Linked DNA regions of Mus musculus: all the other regions are linked to region 2. Evidence: chromatin contacts called from ENCODE Hi-C or POLR2A ChIA-PET data. All regions are on one chromosome and are shown on one strand. Each heading gives the region's core, a stretch centred on a gene start or an enhancer-like site at or near the end of the contact. The rest is flanking DNA. Distances are from core to core; before and after follow the strand shown. Region 1 holds the start of Rnf217 (ring finger protein 217). Region 2 holds the start of Hddc2 (HD domain containing 2). Region 3 holds the start of Ncoa7 (nuclear receptor coactivator 7).

Region 1 (2,700 bases), core at 9-2,508, 300 kb before region 2:
AGAAATGCTAGCAGCATGTAGCAGGAAGAAGTCCTGGTAAGGAAAGAAAGGGCAATCCTTGAACAGGGAGATGGAGTCTTCTGGAGTCCCAGCAACATCCGTCCACTTACCTGTCTGGGCTTTCCAGCGGGTTGTGTTTCTGAGGTGGATACTGAGGATTGAGTGAGTGAGCTATCTCTCCAGGCTGCCTGAGTACCATTTAATCATCAAAAAATAGTTATTCTTCATTCTTGGGTCAGACTACTGAGTGCCAGGGCATCTGGCGGCAAGTCACCATGCTCTGGTGTACCTGAGCTTCAACCGCACCTGATTGAAACCCATGACCTTTGGGTCTCTGCTTGGTCAATACTGAATTCTTAGTTCCCTTGTAGCCTTTGCATTTGCCTTGGAAAATATTTTAGAACAAATCAATAACAACTTCAAGGTTAAAAAATAATCTACACATTTAACAGATTTTTCCTTTGACATGAATGTGTAAATTGAATTCCCTCCCTATTTTAAAAAAATAAAAATGGTTGGCTTCCCAAAAATGTTTTCATTGGCTTTAGAAAACTAAATCACACCAGTGTTTGGGTGACTAATACTTCCTGTAAAATAAAGATAGATCAACACATAATTAAGTTCTGGCTGAGATATAATTGTTGCCTTGGAAACAGTTTTGGGTATGAATATGGTTATGTTAATAAGTTTCCCTGATTCCTAATGATGATCCAGCTGATTAATCAGGCCAGGCTACCCACTTAAAGGGGTTCAGAAACAAAACAAAAACCAAACAAACAAACAAACAAAACCCCAAGAGCCCACAAAAATAATTCGCGAGAGAACACTGAGCAGAGGAAAAGCAGTAAATGTCAGATTAGTTATTCCTTAGTGCTTGTAAATATTATAGTTGGAGGAGCAGACGACAAGTGCTTTTGGGTTATTTATGGTTTTCGAAGATCCTTCCTATCGCACCAGGTAGAATGCACACCATCGCCTCTACTTCTCGAGCGTGACATCCCAGTGTGTTCTCCGTCCAGAGCCCAGGGTCCAGCAGTTTTTGTCGGAAGTTCTACTTAAAGCAGAGCACTAAGGGGCGCCTGCAAGCGCTTAAGCATTTGGCTGGGGCCGAGTGGGAATTCTTAGGGGTGAGAGCACAGCTCAGCTTAGATCACCCTCACTCCTGTGTGCGTGCGACTGTGTGCGTGGGCGCCCGCGCGCGTATGTGTGTACGTGTGGGGAGGTGTGTGCCAAAGGGGTGGGGTGAGGGGAGGGAGCAGGGCCCTAGGTGCTGCACGAGGAGAGGGAGGTCTCCCGCTTCTCCTCCAGGGACACCAGCCACTGCTTGCGGACTCGGCCACCTCTCGGTGACGCCACAGGCCCGGCGACCCTCGGGATCGCCGGCTGCGCGCCCCGCCGCGGAGGCAGGGATGGCGCGGGGCTGACCGTCTCCTCCCGCCTCCCGGGAACTCTTCCGCCCCACCCGGGACTCGCGGGTCCGCGGCAGCGCCGCGACGTGCATGCGGGCCGGGCCCCCTCAGCCTGAGGCCCTCGGAGTCCTCGAGGCGGTGCCCGGCCGCGCCGGACGAGGAGGAAGACGACGACTACGAGGTGGAGGAGGAGGAGCCGGCTGCCCGCACGCTGCGGCCCGGGAGCCCGGGCTCCCCGGAGGGCGCTTGGGGCGTCCCGGCCCCGGAGGAGGGATCCGGAAGCAGAAGGGCCGCCGCGAGTGGAGCGGAGCCGCTTGCCCGCGCTGCCCGGCGCCGGCTGGGGGTCCGGGCGGCTGGATGGGCGGCGGCGGCGCAGGCCGCGGGCGGCGATGGGCGAGGAGCAGAGCACGGTGAGCGGCAGCGGCGGGGCGCGGGCCTCTGGCGGAGGCTCGGCGGGCCAGCCCGAGTCCCCCAGGCCGCGAGGGGACCGCGTCCGGACAGCCGGGCCGCGCGCTGCAGCCTCCTCTTCACGGCCGAACGGCGGCGGCGGCGGCAGAGACCCGGGCTGCGTGGACGCGAGTGTCCAGGAGCCTGCGAGCAACCGGGCCCCGGCAGGGCAGCCCGCGCGACTGCCACTCAGCGGGCCCCTGGACCCCCAGAGTCTGGAACTGCAGCTGGAGCGCGAGGCGGAGGGAGCGGGGCCACGGGAGGCGCCCCCCGGCCAGCAGCCCCCCGACGGGCTGCTCCTGGACGTGCTGGCCCAGCGACACCCGCCCCCCGCCAAGCCGCAAGTCCTCTGCTCCGTGTACTGCGTGGAGAGCGACTTGCCCGAGGCCCCCTCCGCCGAGTCCCCGTCGCCGTCGGAGTCCCCACCTCAAGCACCGCTGGGGCCGATTCCCGCCAGCCCGCCGCCCTCCTTCCCCAGCTCCCCGCTGTCGCTCCCGGCTGACCCCCTTTCCCCCGACGGCGGCAGCATCGAGCTGGAGTTCTACCTGGCTCCGGAGCCCTTCTCCGTGCCTGGCCTATTAGGGGCTCCACCCTACTCTGGCCTGGGGGGAGTAGGGGACCCCTATGCGCCCCTCATGGTGCTGATGTGCCGGGTGTGCCTGGAAGACAAACCCATCAAGCCCCTGCCCTGCTGCAAGAAGGCGGTGTGCGAGGAGTGCCTCAAAATCTACCTGAGCTCTCAGGTAACTCTCCACTACTCTCTGCCCACCCTCAGCCCTGATCGCCATGGCAAGGCATTAAACTTCCTAGCAAGGACAGAGGTGACCGGTCCCCTTATCCAGGG
Region 2 (2,731 bases), core at 33-2,532:
TCACACAGAGTCCAGAAACCTTCATAAGCATCAATGTTCAAATAACTTACCTATCCTTGTTAAGACGGTCATCTCTGGTCACCATGGCCATAACTGCCATCCGGTACATGTGATCTGACACGCTTTCTGGCTTTTCGACATTTCTGTATACCCAGCCAGTCCGTGGAACTCTCTAATAAATAAGATAAGGAATTAAACAAAACACTATCCCTGGGAACAACAACAAAAAATGACAGGTGCTCTTCAAGAAAATGCCAGAGAATGGCCACAGAGCCACATGTCAGCTGAGTCGTGGTTTCAAACCTATTTTTTTAAAAATGTTTCATTTAAACTAATCATATCGATAAAAATCTGAAATCTCACTAGTGAGTGGACAATTCACAAATATACAAAAATGTTCAAAAGTATACAAAAGTCCAATAGTCTTTACTCTGTGCTAGTGAAGTATAACTATGGGATAATACACAAAAAGTTTTTAGACATAAAAGCAAAACTGGTGGTACGCCTGGTGGTACACGCCTGGAATCTAAGAACTCAACAGGTGAAGACCCAAGTTCCAGGCTGCCAGCCTGTGCTGTTCATCTGTGGTGTAGTTAGGAAAAATGCAAAGCAAAGCCCCAGTATTATTCCTAACTATGAGAGTAGTAGGTTTGTGCCGTCCAAAAACTCATTTCATACAATAATAGAATATTTTGTACATGCAACATGTGACAGACTCTCCAATTCTAACTCAGATGGCTTGGAGGAGTTTCCATGGCAGTCAAGCCTTTCACTACTTCTCAACCTGTGTAAGTCTGCATTTTCTCTGGGAGTTCTATGCATCTAACGAATTTCACAAATAGTCGCAGTGTTACAGAACAGCTCATCTTGGAACAAAGGGGGCTCTGCACAAGCTCTGCCAAGCAAGGGCTGGTGCACGCTGAAACCGATTTACTGAAACCAACAGTTCCGGAAGTCACGGTGATAGAGGAAGGTTTCCACAGCCTACGTGCAGGGGTTTCGGCTCCTGCCTTCCGCTGCCGCTCCGCAGCATCGCCATGGCCTGGGTTGTGGCCGCGCTGGGCATGGAGCGTGCACGAGTCCCCGGTCCAGCCTCGGCTGCGTACCCGCCAGCAACGCCGGGCTGAGCGAGGGAGGTTGCGTGAGGTCGGTGCCTGAGCTGGGCCGCACCGCCTCCCGGCCAAGCCGATCCCACCCGCTCACCTTGAGCTGCCCAACTAGACGCAGAAAACGCAACAGCCCGGCTCCAGAGCCGGACGAGGCCAAAGCCATGCTGAAGTGCATAAGAGCTGGGCGGTGTCAACCTCAAGCCCCTCCCCATTCCCCTTCAGCTCCTCCCCGCCCTCCTTCAGCTCCTCCCCGCCCTCCTTCAGCTCCTCCCCGCCCTTCTTCAGCTCCTCCCCGCCCTCCTTCAGCTCCTCCCCGCCCTCCTTCAGCTCCTCCCCGCCCTCCTTCAGCTCCTCCCCACCCTTTGGCTCCTCCTCACAGCCCCACTTCCTCCTTTGGTAGAGCACTTTCTCTGTACTAAGGTCTGTGCTCAGACTTTGGATGGTCTCTGCCCAAGTAACCATCAACTTTCACAGGAATCGCAGCTTGACGCTAAGGGCAGAAAGGCCTAAGGAGGATGAAGCTGGATAATGCCTGCAAACCTTGCTTCTTAGAAGCCCAGTGTCTGATTGGCAGGAAGAGCTAGCTATAAGAAGCTTCGCTTAACCAGTTTAACAAAGGCACTGGGCAAGCCTGTGAAGGGAGGCAATGCTTGGCAGACATACCAGGAAACTTTGGAGGAAGCAGGAAATGGGCTAGTAAGAGGAAGCCCATGGTGAAACCACAAGCATCCATTCTGCCAGGAAACTGATCAGGATCTTCCAGGACTACCTGACTAGTTTCCATTGACAATTTGATGGTACAAACTTTTAAATGCAGTTAATGGATATGGACAAATTCAAGCAGAGGGAGTCGAGGATATGAATAAGATTCAAGAAGAAAGAGAAATAAAAAGGAATTCCAATTTTATTTGTAACAAAGTAGGTTTATTTATTTACAGGGCCCTAAAAGGTGATGGTTCTAATGAACCATTGTCTGTTCTCGTTTCTCACTACTTGATATACCTACCACCTCTTCCATATGAGCCCGAATACTATACCGGGAACTATACTAGAAAATGTATAGTCATCATAGCATAATGTTGGTATAGAATGTTGCTCAGTAGATTCTACAGAACCCTGAGGCAGCATCCATGAGCAGCATCCAGGATTCTAAAGTCAGCTCTACAGAAGAAATGAAAAGTTGGCAGTATAGTGTAGCTGTGCATGAGGTCCCAAGTGCTCTCCAGCACTGAAGTAGCATCCATGAGCAGCATCCAGGATTCTAAAGTCAGCTCTACAGAAGAAATGAAAAGTTGGCAGTGTAGTGTAGCTGTGCATGAGGTCCCAAGTGCTCTCCAGCACTGAAGTAGGTGAGTGGTTTGTGTTATCTATAAAGCACAAGCTTCAAATGCCAGCACCACCAGGCTGCCTTGCTATGCTAAGGTCCTAGGTGTAGAAAGCCCTATTCCTGGTTTTATATATAGTCCCTATCTGCTTTCTCCCTATAAATCATACTGTTAGTCACTCTAATCAGAGTGTTTGAATCAGGTGTTATCGCAGTAAAAATGCCTGTGAAAGTGGCTTTTTAGAGTATAAAACTTTCTGGAAATCATAAATAGGACTTTATGGAAGTAGAATATCTT
Region 3 (2,700 bases), core at 79-2,578, 510 kb after region 2:
TCAGTCAATACTCAGAAGAATCAGTCAATACTCAGTCACAAAAAAGAATGACCAAAGAATCTTTAAATTAGAAGCACCCCCAATCCCAACCATTTGAGTACAACTCCCCATTCTATTCAGACTTTCACTTTAGTGACAAACTATCCTTAGCATGTGATCCATCATGTACTTCCAGGGGAGATAATGAAGACAGTGTCATTGTTTGGCATTGCATTGGAAAACTTGGGGAACACTCTATCAGCAAGTCACCACTTTGAACACATACTCAGTTATACTTTTGCCTAAGAGAAAAGAAATCAAGGCCTATTTTATTTCTCGTCAGAACCTTGGGTTCATAGGCACAAAAGGGTGCTGACCGAGTTAAAGGGTGGGAACAGTACCTGCAGCAGAGCCTGCACTCAAGGTTGATACCAAAAGGGGTGTAAAGAACACAGAAAGAAGTGTCTCCTACTCAAAGCATAAACATGCAAACCCGATGTCAGAATTTACAGATGGTCAGTGCAAAACCAGGAAGTGATTCCATATTTGCATGACCATGTAACATCATCTGCTGCTGAAATCTCAGAGTCATGGCTGCTAAGGGCTTTGCTCCACCCTCCAGAGAGACTGGCAGTACCAAGAAGCAGCAGCAACCTGGGGAAGCCTCTATGTACTGTGTGTGTTGATGGCTTAGGACACACCTGTCACACACACACTTTTTTCTTCCTGTATTTAAGAGTGATCTTCACGATCAGATCCTCCGAGTCATCTTGCAGTTATAGCCACTGGACTGTAAAGGGAACAGCGTCCAATACAGGTTGGAAGCTCACAGAAACAGGGCCCTGGGCTCATACAAAAAAAAAAAGAAAAAACAAAAAAACCTTCCCACTCAGCTGCTCTCCAGCCCCAGCCAAGAGCCAGCTGAACTGCCCGTTGCTACATCGCATTGCCTTGGCTATAAGGTTTACAATTGGGCAGCTTATAGGATGTTGTACCGGGGACAGAAGAAGACAGTGGGCCTCTTTGCCAAAGGCAATGCTGGAAATGACAGAGGATGAATTTATGGTTGCCCCTAGTCCTAGAGCTGGAAGGTGAAGTAAAAGGACTTTAAGGCTCCAGCAAGGGCTCTAACTCCACATGTGCCCATAAGCGCTAACTTCCCTCCAAGATCCAGACAGGAGCCAGCTAAAAGGGATAAGATTAGGGGCCAGGTAAGCAGACCGTACTCGGTTCACTGACTGCCTGACCATCACAGCGTCACAAATGGCCGGGGCCTGCGGAGGCCGCGCGCGCAGCTCTCCGGGGCGGAGCCGCTGGGCCCAGGGTTCGGGGGCCCGAGCCACCTCGAGGCTGTCCAGCCTGCGGCTCCGAGGTCGCACGGGGCAGGCAAGATGTCGCAGCTGCAGCCCGCATCGCTAAGGCGGTCGGCTGAGCTCCCGGGTCCCAGCCGCAGCAGACGAGTGCAGCGCGCGCCCCGGGTCGGGCGGAGCTAGAGGCGGGCGCCGGGCTGGCGTCGCGCCACCGCAGCTCCCCGCCTTCCGCCCAGCTCGCGCCCGGCGCCCTGACCGTGGGTGCTGCTGCAGGTACCTGGGCGAGGCCTCGAGCACCCCGGCGGCGGCTGCTCGGGCCAGATCGGCACTCCGGAGCCCTTCAGGAGCGCACCCCGCAGCGCCTGACGCCTCCCTTAGCTCCTCCTCGGCGGGCGATCCCCTCCCCGGCCCTCCCCCTCCTCCCACCCCGGAGGATGCGCTTCCCAGCGCCCAGCGGCAGAGGCCACGGCTCCCAGAAATGCGTGCTCCCGAACCACTTCGCCCAGACCCGCGGAGCCCGCGCCCCCGCCCAGTAGGTAGGTCGCCGAGGCGGGGCCAGGCCTTGAAGGCTACCGGCTGCTGATGCTGCGGCCAGGAAGAACCGGAGCCTCCCTCCTGGGCTGCCGAGGTGTACTAATGGCGCTGGGCGCAGCCCCCGGGGGACCCGAAACGCTCTGCTTGGAACGTTCGAGGCCGAGCCGGGGCGCAGGGCCACTGGACCCTCCTCGCTAACAATCAGGGGACCCTCGGTTGGGGGCTGGGAGAGCTTGGAAGGATAGGTTGGCGCGGAGCTTCTTTGAAAGGAGACCGTTGCCTTTTTCTCGAGCTCAAGTAGATTGTGTCATTGCATTTTTAAAAAACAGGATCAGCAAATGCGTTCTTCCTGTTCTTTTTGCTAAAATGTAGACGACCACGGTTGTTGTTTTAGAGGTATTTAGGGGTGGTTATGAATTTTTGTGTAATTTACAGCTAGCCGAGTGGTATATAAAGTCAGTGGTGCAAACACTTTAACATTTTGGGTGTCAGTTTAAGGAAAGTCTTTCTAGAAATCAGATTACCTAGGTAGGTGATGGATGAGGCTGGCGTGTTCTCGTAGGATAAAGCTGACTGGAGCCAATGGGTTTGAGAGCTGCAAGTTTGATACAGGTGTCGGGAGTTGAGACTCTGAAAGATGCGCCAGCAGAGGCAGTCTTGTCTCCGGCCTCGCCTTCAACTCTGAGCTGACCCTTGCTTTTCTGAGAATCTGGTTGAGTCTTTTTTTCCTGTTCTTGAAATAAAAGTAATACATTAGGGCTTTTAATAAAATTGTTTCCTCTCAGGCTGCCGTTTTGGATTTTACGTTAAGCAATAAGGTTTAGAATTTTGAAAAAATTGTTATTGTAAGCTCCAATTTTATAAGCACTATTTCAGA

What was found. Hi-C counts contacts between places; a loop is a spot of excess contacts on that map. ChIA-PET counts read pairs that join two places held with the same protein, here RNA polymerase II (POLR2A).
Region 1: a map of left cerebral cortex shows a loop between it and region 2 (3-fold over the local background). The contact joins the promoter of Rnf217 here to the promoter of Hddc2 in region 2. A Hi-C loop is called at or near these places in 5 of 37 maps with a recorded cell type or tissue (gastrocnemius, heart and left cerebral cortex). POLR2A ChIA-PET finds 5 or more read pairs at or near these places in 1 of 5 experiments (embryonic stem cell).
Region 3: POLR2A ChIA-PET joins it to region 2 with 25 read pairs in embryonic stem cell. The contact joins the promoter of Ncoa7 here to the promoter of Hddc2 in region 2. POLR2A ChIA-PET finds 5 or more read pairs at or near these places in 3 of 5 experiments (Patski and embryonic stem cell).

The regions. Positions count from the first base shown.
Region 1 is chr10:31,608,283-31,610,982 of GRCm38, reverse strand. It overlaps Rnf217 (ring finger protein 217), which reads left to right and starts at 1,258. Exons shown (of 6, transcript NM_001146349.1): 1 at 1,258-2,599. The coding sequence starts at 1,799.
Region 2 is chr10:31,311,956-31,314,686 of GRCm38, reverse strand. Hddc2 (HD domain containing 2) reads right to left here and starts at 1,282. Exons shown (of 6, transcript NM_027168.2): 1 at 1,204-1,282; 2 at 51-172. The coding sequence starts at 1,272.
Region 3 is chr10:30,801,954-30,804,653 of GRCm38, reverse strand. It overlaps Ncoa7 (nuclear receptor coactivator 7), which reads left to right and starts at 1,328. Exons shown (of 16, transcript NM_172495.6): 1 at 1,328-1,825.